Regions from separate parts of the Homo sapiens genome. Here region 2 is linked to region 1. The links are chromatin loops, found by intact Hi-C in ENCODE. Cell type or tissue: Caco-2. All regions are shown on one strand. Links, peaks and the distances in the headings refer to the core of each region. The heading gives the core; the rest is flanking DNA.

Region 1 (5,883 bases), core at 297-4,296:
CACACAGCAGCTGGAGCCACAGCCCCCACAGCCAGAGCCATAGCCCCCACAGCCGGAGCCACAGCCCCCACAGCCGGAGCCACAACCCCCACAGCCGGAGCCACAGCCTCCGGAGCAGCCACAGCAGCCCATGATTCTGGTAGATTGAGGGTGGATCAGGTAGAGGAGCAGGTGAGAGGGAGGTGCAGGTGTGGAGCTCCCTGAGCCCGGGCTCTTTATATACCTGTCCAGATGTCAGGCAGGACACAGGGTCCCTTTCTTGTGACTGTTTACATTATTTTTCCAGAGCTCTGTTTTTTTCCTTTTTGCTAGTGACTTCCTCCTGGCTCAGTTGAGCATCTACTTTCTTTGTATGCTAAATTTGTCTTTTTCCCCGTTTGTTTTGGCCCCTATAATTAAAACCTCAACTCCAGGCTGTCTGGTACTTCTTGCAAAGCTCCAGGGTGCTGGTCACCTGCTCTCTGCTGACCACATGTGACCAATGGGCAACAGCCTCTGCCCACATGCTCTCATCTTTCCTGTGTTAACTCCCCCAGTAATATTAATTTTACATTTTCAGATTTCAAAAGTTATCCATGGTCTTTATATTTTACTCATACCAGTCTCAGCTTTCTGGGTGTGTTAGACCATTCTTTGCATTGCTCTAAAGAAATACTTGAGGCTGGGTAATTTATAAAGGAAAGAGGTTAGAATGGCTCATGGTTCTGCAGGCTGCACAAGCATGGCACCCACCTCTGCTCAGCTTCTGGGGAGGCCCTCAGGGAGGTTTTCCTCATGGTGGAAGGCGAAGCAGGAGTAGGCACGCCACATGGTGAGAATGGGAGCAAGGGGTGAGGAGGGGCCACACACTTGCGAACAACCAGATCTGAGTGAACACACTCATCGCCAAGGAGATGGCGCTAAGCCAGTTATGAGGGATCCGCCCCCATGACCTAAACACCTCCTTGCAGGCCCCTCCTTCAACACTGGGGATTACATTTCGACAAGAGATTTGGAGGGGACAGCCCAACTATGTCATTATCCCCCTGACCCCTCAAATCTCATGTCCTTACATCACAAAATAGGATCATCTCTTCTCAACAGTCCTCTCAATGTCTTGACTCATTCCAACATCAAGTCTGAAGTCCCAAGTCCAAGTTCCTTCTACCTATGAACCTGTGAAAATCAAAATACATTATTTACTTACAAGATGCAATGAGGGTAGAAGCATTGGGTAAACATTCCCATTCCAAAAGGGAGAAGTCAGCCCAAAGGAAGGGGCTACGGACCCCATGCATGTCTGAAATCCAGCAGGGCAGCCATTAAATCTTAAAGCTCCAAAATAATGTCCTTGGACTCCCAGTCCCACATCCAGGGTACACTGGAGTGAGGGGTGGACTCCTAAGGCCTTGGGGAACTCCACCCTCGTGACTTTGCAGGGTTCACCCCCTGCAGCTGCTCTCATGGGTTGGAGTTGGGTGCCTGCAGCTTCTCCATGCTCAAGATGCAAGCTGTCAGTTGCTCTACCATTCTGGGGGCTGGAGGATGGTGTCCTCCTTCCCACTGCTCAGTTAAGCAGTGCCCCTGTGGGGATCATTTACACAAGTAAAAGATCCTTCCCCACCCCTCACCCCTGTGGTGATATCTGTGCCCTTGTTCTTCACAGGGCACCCCAGTGGGGTGTGTCCCATGCACCCGCTTCCAGCCACCCTCCTCTTTCTAGCTCACTTTCTCCAGTGCTTTCATTCCACCAGAACTCTTGGTGCATTGATACAACCACGGCTTCACTGATCCCCAACCTCTCTGATACCTCTTCTTGTTTTGTTAACAGCTTTATTGACATATCGTTCATATACCACACAATTCTCCCATTTAAGGTATACAATTCAATGCTTTTAGTATATTCACAGAGCCGTGTACCTATCACCATAATCAGTTGTAGAAAATTTCATAACCTCATGCCCTTTAGTACCCCCCACTCACTACCCCACAGGACGGTTCTCCAGGCGGCTTCAGACCAATGCAATTCTCCCCGTGTCTCACTTGTGGTTCTCAGGCGTGACTGCAGAGGGAGCTGAACCGACATTTCTGAAAGAAGACGTACAAATGACCAACAAGAGCTTGAAGGAATGCTCAGCATCATTCATCATCAGGGACACGCAAGTCAAAACCACAATGAGGTGTCCTCTCATCCCACAGAATGGCCATTATCAAAAAGGCAAAAATAAATCCTGCAGAGGAAGTGAAGAAAGGGAACTCGTATGCTGTTAGTGGGAAGTTGTACAACCACTAAGGAAAACTGTATGGAGATTCCTCAAAAAGCTAAAAATAGAGCTAACCCAGCAATCCCACTATGGGGTGTGTATCCAAAGGAAAAGAAATCAGTGTGTTGAAGAGATATCTGCACCCCATGTTTATCACAGCACTGCTCACGATAGCCATGATATGAAAGCACCTAAGTGCTTGTCAACAGATGAATGGAAAACATGGAAAAGTAATGAAAAGGAAAAGATGGTGTATACACACAATGGAATTCTATTTAACCCTAGAGCAGAACAAAATTCTGCCCTATGTGACAATACAGGTGAGCTTGGAGGACATTATGCTAAATGAAATAAGCCAGGCACAGAAAGATGAACTGCATGATCTCACTCACAGGTGCAAGCTAAAGAAGTTGATATCTCACTGGTCCCCATAAACATGTACAATGATCATGCTTCAATTAAAATATTAATAAAGAAAGAAAAAGAATAACTGTAGAATATGCTGGGAATGCAACATCCTGAGTTAGGGAGGGACTGGCCAGAAGAGTCGGGCTTTGTCCCAGTTCCTAGAAACAGGATATTCTTTCGTGCTTTAGTGCAGTGAATCCTGTAGCCCTGGGACATAAGACCGAGGGCAGGCGGCTTTCTGGGATCCCTCAGCTGTGGTGTGAGTGGGGCACACATGGATAAGACTCAGCTCACCTGGGAAGCTTTGCTGAGGCTAGAGGGCTCCCAATGAATCCGAGGCTCCTGTTCTCCCTTGCTGCCTGTCTGTAACTGGTATACCCACTTCCTGTGACATATGTGAGTGTCTCACCTGAGTCTGATAAATGGGTAACATTAGTAGTAGCCAGAGGCTACTACTAATTTACTTTTTGTCTCTCTCTATTTTTCTATTCTTGAAATTTCATACCTGTGAAATTATATGATATGTGGTCTTTTATAATTTCCTTCTTTCACTTAGTGTAATGTTTTGTGGTTCATCCATGTTGCAGCCTGAAACAGAACTTCATTACTATGATAAATTATTTACACTAATCTTCCTTTGTATGAATACACCATTCATTCCTCAGTTGGCAGACATTAGACTGTTTCCACCTTTTGGCTGTTGTGAGTAATGCTGCTGTGAACATGGGTGTGCCAGTTTTTGCATGGAATGTGTTTTCATTTCCCTTGGGAACATCCTTATGAGCAGAATTGCTGGGCCCTATGGTAACTCTCTGCTTAAGTTTTTGAGGAACTGCAGACTGTTTTCCACAGTGGCTGAGCAATTTACATTCCCACAGCAGTGCATGGAGGTTCCAGTGTTTCTGCATCCTTGTCAACAGTTGTTATTTTATTTTATTTTTATTTATTTATTTTTTAGAGACAGGGTTTTACTGTGTTGACAAAGCTGAAGTGCAGTGTCATGATCATAGCTCACTGCAGCCTCAACCTCCTGGACCCAAGCAATCCTTGTCTCAAACTCCCCAGTAGCTGGGACTACAGTTGTGCCTCATCACACCCAGCTAAATTTTTAATTTTTTGTAGAGACAAGGTCTTGCCATGATACCCATACTAGACTCAAACTCGTGGCCCCAAGGGATCCTCCCTTCCAGCCTCCTGAGTCACTGGGATTACAGGTACAAGCACACCCTGCCCCAATACTTGTTAATGTCTGACCTTTTACATTATATTCATCCTAGTGTTTGTGAAATGGTATCTCATTGTGATTTCAATTTGCATCTCCCTGTTGAATCATGATGCTCAGAGTCTTTTTATATGCTTGTTGTCATTTGGGTATCTTCTTCAGAAAATGTCTAATTAAGATTCTTTGCCCACTTTTTAATTGGGTTATTTGTCTTTTTATTACTGAGTTCCACATCCAGAAGAATAAAACTGGGCCGCTAACCAGATCACCATATACAAACATTAATTCAAGATGGATTAAAGACCGAAATGTAAGACCTCAAACTATAAAAATCCTAGAAGAAGACCTAGGAAATCACCTTCTTGATATCAGCCTTGTTAAAAAAGAATTACGGCTAAATCCTCACAAGCAATTGCTACAAAAACAAAAATTGACAAGCGGGACGTAATTAAACGGAAGAGCTTCTGCACAGCAAGAGAAACTATCAGGGAGTCAACACTCAACCTACAAAATGGGTGAAAATATTCACACACTGTGCATCTGACAAAAGTCTAATATCTGCAATCTACAAGGAACTTAAATCAACAAGCAAAAAACAAATAACTTCATTACGAAGTGAGTAAAGGATATGAACAGACACTTCTCAAAAGAAGACATGCACATGGCCAACAACTATATGAAAAAATGCTCCACATCACTAACTATTAGGGGAATGTAAATCAAAACCACCATGAGATACCATCTCATATCAGTCAGAATGGCTTTTGATAAAAAATAAAAAATGAAACAACACAAAACAAAACAAACCAAAAATCAGATGCTGGCAAAGCTTGGGAGAAAAGGGAACAGTTGTACACTGTTGGTGGGAGTGTAAATGATTTCAGCCACCATGGAGAGCAGTTTGGAGATTCCTCAAAGAGCTAAGAATTGAACTACTATTTGACCCAGCAATCTCATTATTGGGTATATACCCAAAGGAAAATAAATCAATCTACCAAAAAGACACATGCATCCATATGTTCATTGCAGTGCTATTCACAGAAGCACAGATGTGGAATCAACCCAGGTGCCCATCAATGGTGGATTGGATAAAGAAAATGTGGTACATACACACCATGGAATACTACACAGCTATAAAAAAGAATGAAGTAATATCTTTTGCGGCAATATGCAGCTGGAGGCCATTATCCTAAGAGAACTAATGCAGAAGCAGAAAACCAAATCCCACATATTCTCACTTATAGGTGAGAGCTAAACATTGAGTCCACATGGACATAAAGATGAAAACCATAGACACTGGGGAACAAGAGGAGGGAGGAAAGGAGGGAGGGGGCAAGGGCTGAAAAACTATTGGGTACTACAGTCACTACTCCAAACCTCAGCATCACACAATATATCCATGTGACAAATCTGCACATGTACTGCTTGATTCTCAAATAAAAGTTGAAGAAAAAGTTCTTTATATACTCTAGATGCTAGACGCTTATCAGATATCTGATTTGTAAATCTTTTCTTCCTTTATGTAGATTGTTCTTTCACTTTGTTGATAGTATCCTTTGATTCAAAAATATTTAACTTTTGATGACATCCAATGTATTTGTATTTTTCTTTTGTTGCTGGCCCTTTTGGTGTCCTATCTATCAATCCATGCTAAATCCAGGTCATGTTTTCTTTAAATAGTTTTATAGATTTGACTCTTACATGTAGGCCTTTGGACCGATTTTGAATTAATTATTGTGGTGTGAGGTAGGGGTTCAGCTCATTCCTGTGCATGTGGATGTCTAGTTTCCCAGCACCATTTGTTGAAGTACTGCTCTTCCTCCATTGAATAATCTGGCACTCTGTCAAAAATCAGTTGGTCATCTACACGAGGGTTTATTTCTGGCTCTCAATTCTATCCCACTGGTTTAATACATCTATTCTAATGCCAGTACTAAACTGCCTTGATGATTGCAGCTTTGTAGTAAGTTTTCAAATTGGCAAGTGTGAGCCCTCCAACATTGTTCTTCT
Region 2 (5,883 bases), core at 720-4,719, 110 kb after region 1:
AGGACGGAGGCAGAGATGGGAGCAATGAGGCCACAAGCCAAGGAGCACCTGGAACCACCAGGAGCTGGGAAAGGCACGAGGGACCCTCCCCAAGAGCCTTCGGAGGGAGCCAGACGCTGCTGCCATCCTGATTTTGGACTTCCGGCTTCCTGAACTGTGAGAGAATACATTTCTGTTGCTTTAAGCCTCTAGTTTGTTTCTATCTGTTTCGGCAGCCACAGGAATTAATTCAATAATCTGTGGTGTCATTAAATGCGAAGGCTGGGTTTCTTAGTATTGGGGTTCCCATAATAAAATATAGAGTATCTGTAGAACACTTATAACTCTTCAAGAAGTTCTCCTTTCTACTACACATCAGCCTGGAAGGCACACTTCAAATGCCCAGCAAACCTCGCACACACCTGCATAAACCCCAAAACCAGCAATTGTGACTTTCAGTATCTGGGAAAGCATTGCTCTCTGCCTTGGCTCTGCTAAGAGGAAAAGCCCAGTTCTCAGATAGAAAAGGCATCCAGGAGATGTCCCAGTAGGGAATGGAGTTCTGAGATGTCCTTTCTCCTCCAACGGATCCGTTTCATGGGTTTTCATGCCCTGTTGGCGTCCTGGCCCACATGTGAAACCAAATAACGTTATAACACCACACGTCCCGCTGCATGGCATCCAGCGACCAGAGGCCTCTCACCCCTTCGGTGAGTCAGCAGCAGGAGCTGGTCCTGGGGCCATTTGGGTGGTAGCCTTCCCTTTCCAAAGCTTCCAGCACCAGCTCAAAGGAAACTGCTGACTTTTCTAGGTGAGAGGGTCTCTGGTCCATGAGTCAGCCTGCTCTAGGGCCACTGGGCCCTCCCTGTGTATCAGGTGCTGGACCTCTAACCAGTAAGAACAAGAGGCGGTGTGCTCAGTGAAGTGATGTCCCTCCTCTCCTGCCTCGGTTTCCTCTCTGTAAGTTGTTGGAATATTTCACAGGAGCCTGCTCAGCAGGTTGTAAGCTACTTGGAGACCTGCTCAGCTGGGCCCCTGTCCCTGCTGGATGCAAATATTCCATCCCGGGGGCCTTTAGTTAGACATCCTCCCACTTTTAAAATGAAACAGGTCCATATTTGGAGGAAAGAGAGAGGTGGATGTAACATTTATAGGAGAGAGAGACTAGGACGAAGAAAGAAAAGAAGACGTAAACTCTAAGCATCTGGGCAACATCAGGCCAGGGGGACTGGGCTGTCACCACTGCAGCTCCTCCAGGGCAAGCAGCAGACAGGACATGAGGATCAGGCCCCCGGACCAGCCCAGGAGAGGTCAGGCTCACGAGACGATCAGGCCTTGAGTCCAGCCCAGGAGAAGATCCGGCCACGGGGCCAGGAGAGGATCGAAGCTTTGTGATATCAGACAGCCCAGAACCCTAGATCCCTTGGCACTTAGGTGAAGAATTTCTTAAAGAATCAATCAAATGAAGACAAATTAAAGAACAAAGTAAACATTCTTGGATATTATGGGAGAAACAGCCCTATTTGAAGGTGGTATTCTAAGGAGAGAAATCAATCTAATGAAGGAAAGAAACTTGGAAGGACTTAGAGAAAGATGCCTCTGGACTCACACAAAACCTCCTAAGAGAAGACAGTTCCTGCTTACTCTAAGTCCAGAAGCAAGAACACACACTAAGGCAGGGGACAAAGACTGAAGAGGAACTTCCAGATCCCACAACGGGTCAGAGGCCTAAAGACCAACGGGAAACTAGCAGAGCACAGATGGCAGCTGACATCCAAAATGAGAAAGGACTATCGCTTACAAGAGACTTACAACGTGGCTACTCATTGTTTTGTTTTCATTTTTGTTTTTGTTTTTGAAGGGACAAGAAGGGAAATAAGCAATCAGTTTTCCTGATTTTTACAAAAAGGCATATAAGAAACGATAACCTATGCTTGCTTGTGGAAAGATTCTGAGATCACGGAATGAAAACCTGGGAATATGTCTTGGTCCTTCAGCCTGCTATAACAAAACACCTTGGACTGGGTAATTAATAAACAGCAGAAATGTATTGCTCACAGTTCTGGAGGCTGGGAAGCCCACGATCAAGGTGCTGGCAGATTTGGTATCTGGTAAGGACTGGTTGTCTCCTTCTCTGTGTCCTCACATGGTAGAAGGGGCCAACAAGCTCCTTTGGGCCTCTCTTGTAAGAGCACTAATCCCATTCATGCAGGCTCCACTCTCATGCCCTCATGACCCAATCACCTGCCAAAGGCCTCATCTCTTAATTCCATCATCTGGGGGTTAGGTTTCAACATATGAATTTTGTGGGGACGCAAACATTCAGACCACAGCAAAAGGGCAGTGGTAACACAGAAGCAGCCCAACTTTGAAACTGGCCTTCATCTGGTAAAAGTCAGTTCTTTTAATTACTCAACATGGGAATCTAGACTTATTCAGCCTCCCTGGGCCTGCCCTTGCTCAGGTGTTCAATGGCATTAACCAGGCCCAACAGTGGGTGTGGCGTGTCCACAGCTCTCAGGACTGTCCCTGCTCCTTCCTTGCCTTCTCAGCTGGGGAAAACTGATGCTGGTATCGCTAGCTGACGACCCCAGGGTGTCTGTGTCTGTTCTCACCATATTTCCAGCTCTGGTCCAAGCCTGTATCTTGCTCCTCTGTTTTTGGCAATTTCAATACCTGTAAGTACAGAGAGAAAAAGAAAATGGAGCAATTTCAGCACCTATACACTCAAAGACAGATGAAACAACCTGCTGCAGTAGGTAGGATAAAAAAAAAAACAAACAACAAACAAAAATGCTCTGTGCCTTCCCAGACGGGATGCAGTCAGGCTTCCTGTTGACAGCATGGCAGCAGAGGGCAGCATACACCTGTATACACCTGTATACACGAGTACGCCTGCACCTGCTTATACTTGCATATACCTGCTTATATCTGCAGGAAATGAGAAACAGGGAGGGCTTGCAGGTCTGACCCTTAGCACCATGGAGGAGGCGGAGGAAGAGGAAGAAGTCAGACCCTGGTAGTTTATTAACAAGGAAATGCCCAACACCATCTAGAGGAAAAAGGACTTAGAGGATTACGATCCAGCAGTGGTGCCACTGTCAGGCACCATCGGCTTACTGGTCTTGGGCAGCAGCTTCCAACAAGCACCTAGGGAGGAGAGGCTGGCAGAGTGGAAACTTAGTTTTGGCCAAGCCTTCTTCAGTTCAACTAGATTTGCTCTGAGCAAATGAGGTGAAAGCAGGTTGATATTTAAAAAATAAAAATAAAAAACCACTGGCTGCGGTGGCTCATGCCTGGAATCCCAGCACTTTGGGAGGCCAAGGCAGGTGGATCACTTGAGGTCAGGAGTTCGAGGCCAGCATGGCCACCATGGTGAAACCTTGTCTCTACTAAAAATACAGAAATTGGCCATGCATGGTGGCAGACGCCTGTAATCCCAGCTACTCAGGAGGCTGAGGCAGGAGAATCGCTTGAGCCCAGGAGGCAGAGACTGCAGTGAGCCAAGATGACACCACTGCACTCCAGCCAGGGCAACAGAGTGACAGTCCATGTCAAATAATAATAATCATAATAATAATCCAGGGCACATACTGATTAGATGCCATCTCTTGAAACATTCTGTTTCTATTGTTCCTGGCAAAGGCTCTTGCAGTCAGCAGACCAGTGCAAGACAAGCTGCAACCTGACTACACCTGCAGGCTTGCCCATTTAGGTGCAGGTGTAATAGTTTAACTTTTCATCCTCCACGGTGCGTCCATATGAACGAAAATTAGATGGTGACCTTTCAACAACCACACCCTATCTTCGAGGCCACCACGCCCGGCTGATTTTTGTATTTTTAGTAGAGACGGTGTTTCACCATGATGGCCAGGCTGGTCTTGAACTCCTGACCTCAGGTGACTTCCACCCCCTCCGGCCCCCCCAAAATGCTGGGATGACAGGCGTCTTTTTCTACTTCCCTTTCTGGGACGCCTTCTCCCACCAGGAAGGCCCACGGGGACCAGAGACCATCAATCTCTGGCCTCTGCACACCATCCCCGCCAGTGCGCAGCCATTCTGTTCAACTTAGATATCTCCGAGAATGGGCAGCTCAGTCCCAACCACGGGACCCCAGAGATATCAGAACACGGGTCCATCCCCAGGCCTCCCGCCTAAGCCGCCAGACTTTTCTTAACCGTGCCTTGTATATCGCTCGTCCCCGGGAACTATAAACACTCACTTCCCGACGAGGACCTGAGCACGTACCACTGGCGGGGTCATTGCCCATTATCTCACCTGATCCCATGCCCAGGGCCGAGAGTTTCCCAGGGCAAGGCTGTGAGCACGCCACGGGCAAGCCTGGGCCCAGCCACGGTGCCCGTGCGCCACCCCAAACCGGTGCCCCCGCCGCCCCAGACTCACTCTTTAAAATTCTTTGCAAATTGCCCTCGAAGTCCAGGGCCCACTGGTTGAGTGCGCAGGTGGCCACGGTCACCTTCCGGCCCATCCTGGCCGCAGTCGCTTGGGCAGGAGGCCAGCGGGGGACAGCAAGACCAGGGTCCCAGCGAGGTAGGCGGCTGGGACGCCGGACCTTCCGGGTTGCCCGGCCCCGCCCCCTCCCCGCCCATCCGTTGAGGCTCCGGCCAAGGAGGACTGCGGCGTCAGGCCCTGCCTACGGATCGCCCCGCCCCGTCTGAGGAGCTCACGACCGCGCCTGCGCAGCGAGGTGGCCTCAGCGTTCACGGCACCGCGAAGGGCCCCGCCCCCGCCCCGGCTCCACCCACGTCCCAGGCCCCGGCCCCGGCCCGGCCCTTGCGGGCAAACCCGTTCAGGTGCACAGGTGCAGGGGGCTCACCGCCCAGCTGCAGCACCCCTCTATTTTATCCCACACCGCCACCCCACATCCAGCTTAGCCATGTTTTATTTTAATACGGCATGAAACGTTCCAAATACACCAAAAGTGGAGAGTACGGTAGGAGCGCTCCATCGTGCCCGCGGGACAGCAGACGATAGCAATCGATTCTCCGTGCTGGGAATCCCGCCACCCTGGGCGGATGGCGCTGAATTCTTGGGAACCCTCTCCTGCCCCTTTCACTCCTGTACCACGTGTGTAAGTAGCTCAGGTAGCGCACTGTTTGCCTTTTCTGAAACTACAGGAACTGCACTTGAATGTGCTTCTGCAACTTGATTTTTTCCCCTGTAATATGAGATACGTTCTTTTAATTATTTTTCTGCAGTTTGGTATTCCATAGTGGCAGTAAAGCAGGTTTATTCAATAGCGGATGGGCATTGACGTTATTAGCAGCGTTTTGCCAACAGACGCACGCACACAGGCACTGCTGCAATTTCCTTTCCGGCAAGGTTTCCTTCGTGACCTCGTTCCGCCAGTTCCTGCAGCAGCTTTGCAGAGTAGTAGGGTTCGTGCTGTTTGACTTTACTAAATATTGCCAAGTCTCTTCTCCAGGGCGCTTGCACCGATTCACTACCAGCGGTTTCTCACTTTTTATTTTTTCACATTTCCTCTTTAGTCCACCCACGGTAGAATCCATTTTTCCCCCATATAAATAACTGCCTCATCATCGTTGCTTGAAGAGGCCATCCTTCCTTCTGTCATTCATGTTAGTTTAAAAACACACAATTCACAAATTTGGAAAAAGAGAAGGCTTTATTTCTTGTAAACGGTCGTAGCCTGCAAGGTGGCGGCCATCTGTCTGAGGCTGGGAATCTGTCTCCAGCCAAGGCCAGAGACAGGCACGTCCAAGGAGGAGGGGTTGGGGCAGGAGCGCTATGCTGAAGGGATTGGCTAAACATACATATTCAACAGGTAACAGGAGGAGCTATGAATATTCATGAAGGTGGTCCTGACACATGCCCTCTTATTGAGCAAAGCATGTAATATATGACCCATGTTCACTTTGGGGT

What was found. Peaks named below come from ENCODE experiments on the same cell type or tissue, not always from the same donor. Only the 100,000 strongest peaks of a DNase experiment are listed, where the experiment ranks them.
Region 2: it touches region 1 in a loop (4-fold over the local background); 3 of 110 quality-filtered maps call a loop at or near these places.

What each region holds. Positions count from the first base shown.
Region 1 is chr11:71,559,837-71,565,719 of GRCh38, reverse strand. It overlaps KRTAP5-10 (keratin associated protein 5-10), which reads right to left and starts at 157. Exons shown (of 1, transcript NM_001012710.2): 1 at 1-157. The coding sequence starts at 132. In Caco-2, for the core only: a CTCF peak has its summit at 2,041 (motif pointing right); a DNase peak (open chromatin) is centred at 2,029.
Region 2 is chr11:71,451,882-71,457,764 of GRCh38, reverse strand. It overlaps NADSYN1 (NAD synthetase 1), which reads right to left and starts at 4,562. Exons shown (of 21, transcript NM_018161.5): 1 at 4,384-4,562; 2 at 2,595-2,655. The coding sequence starts at 4,468. It overlaps DHCR7-DT (DHCR7 divergent transcript), which reads right to left. Exons shown (of 2, transcript NR_186309.1): 2 at 5,608-5,883. RefSeq lists enhancers at 3,405-3,904, 3,905-4,406, 5,644-5,723, 5,844-5,883 and a silencer at 4,464-4,833. In Caco-2, for the core only: a CTCF peak has its summit at 2,805 (motif pointing right); a DNase peak (open chromatin) is centred at 4,634; H3K4me3 peaks cover 1,278 bases.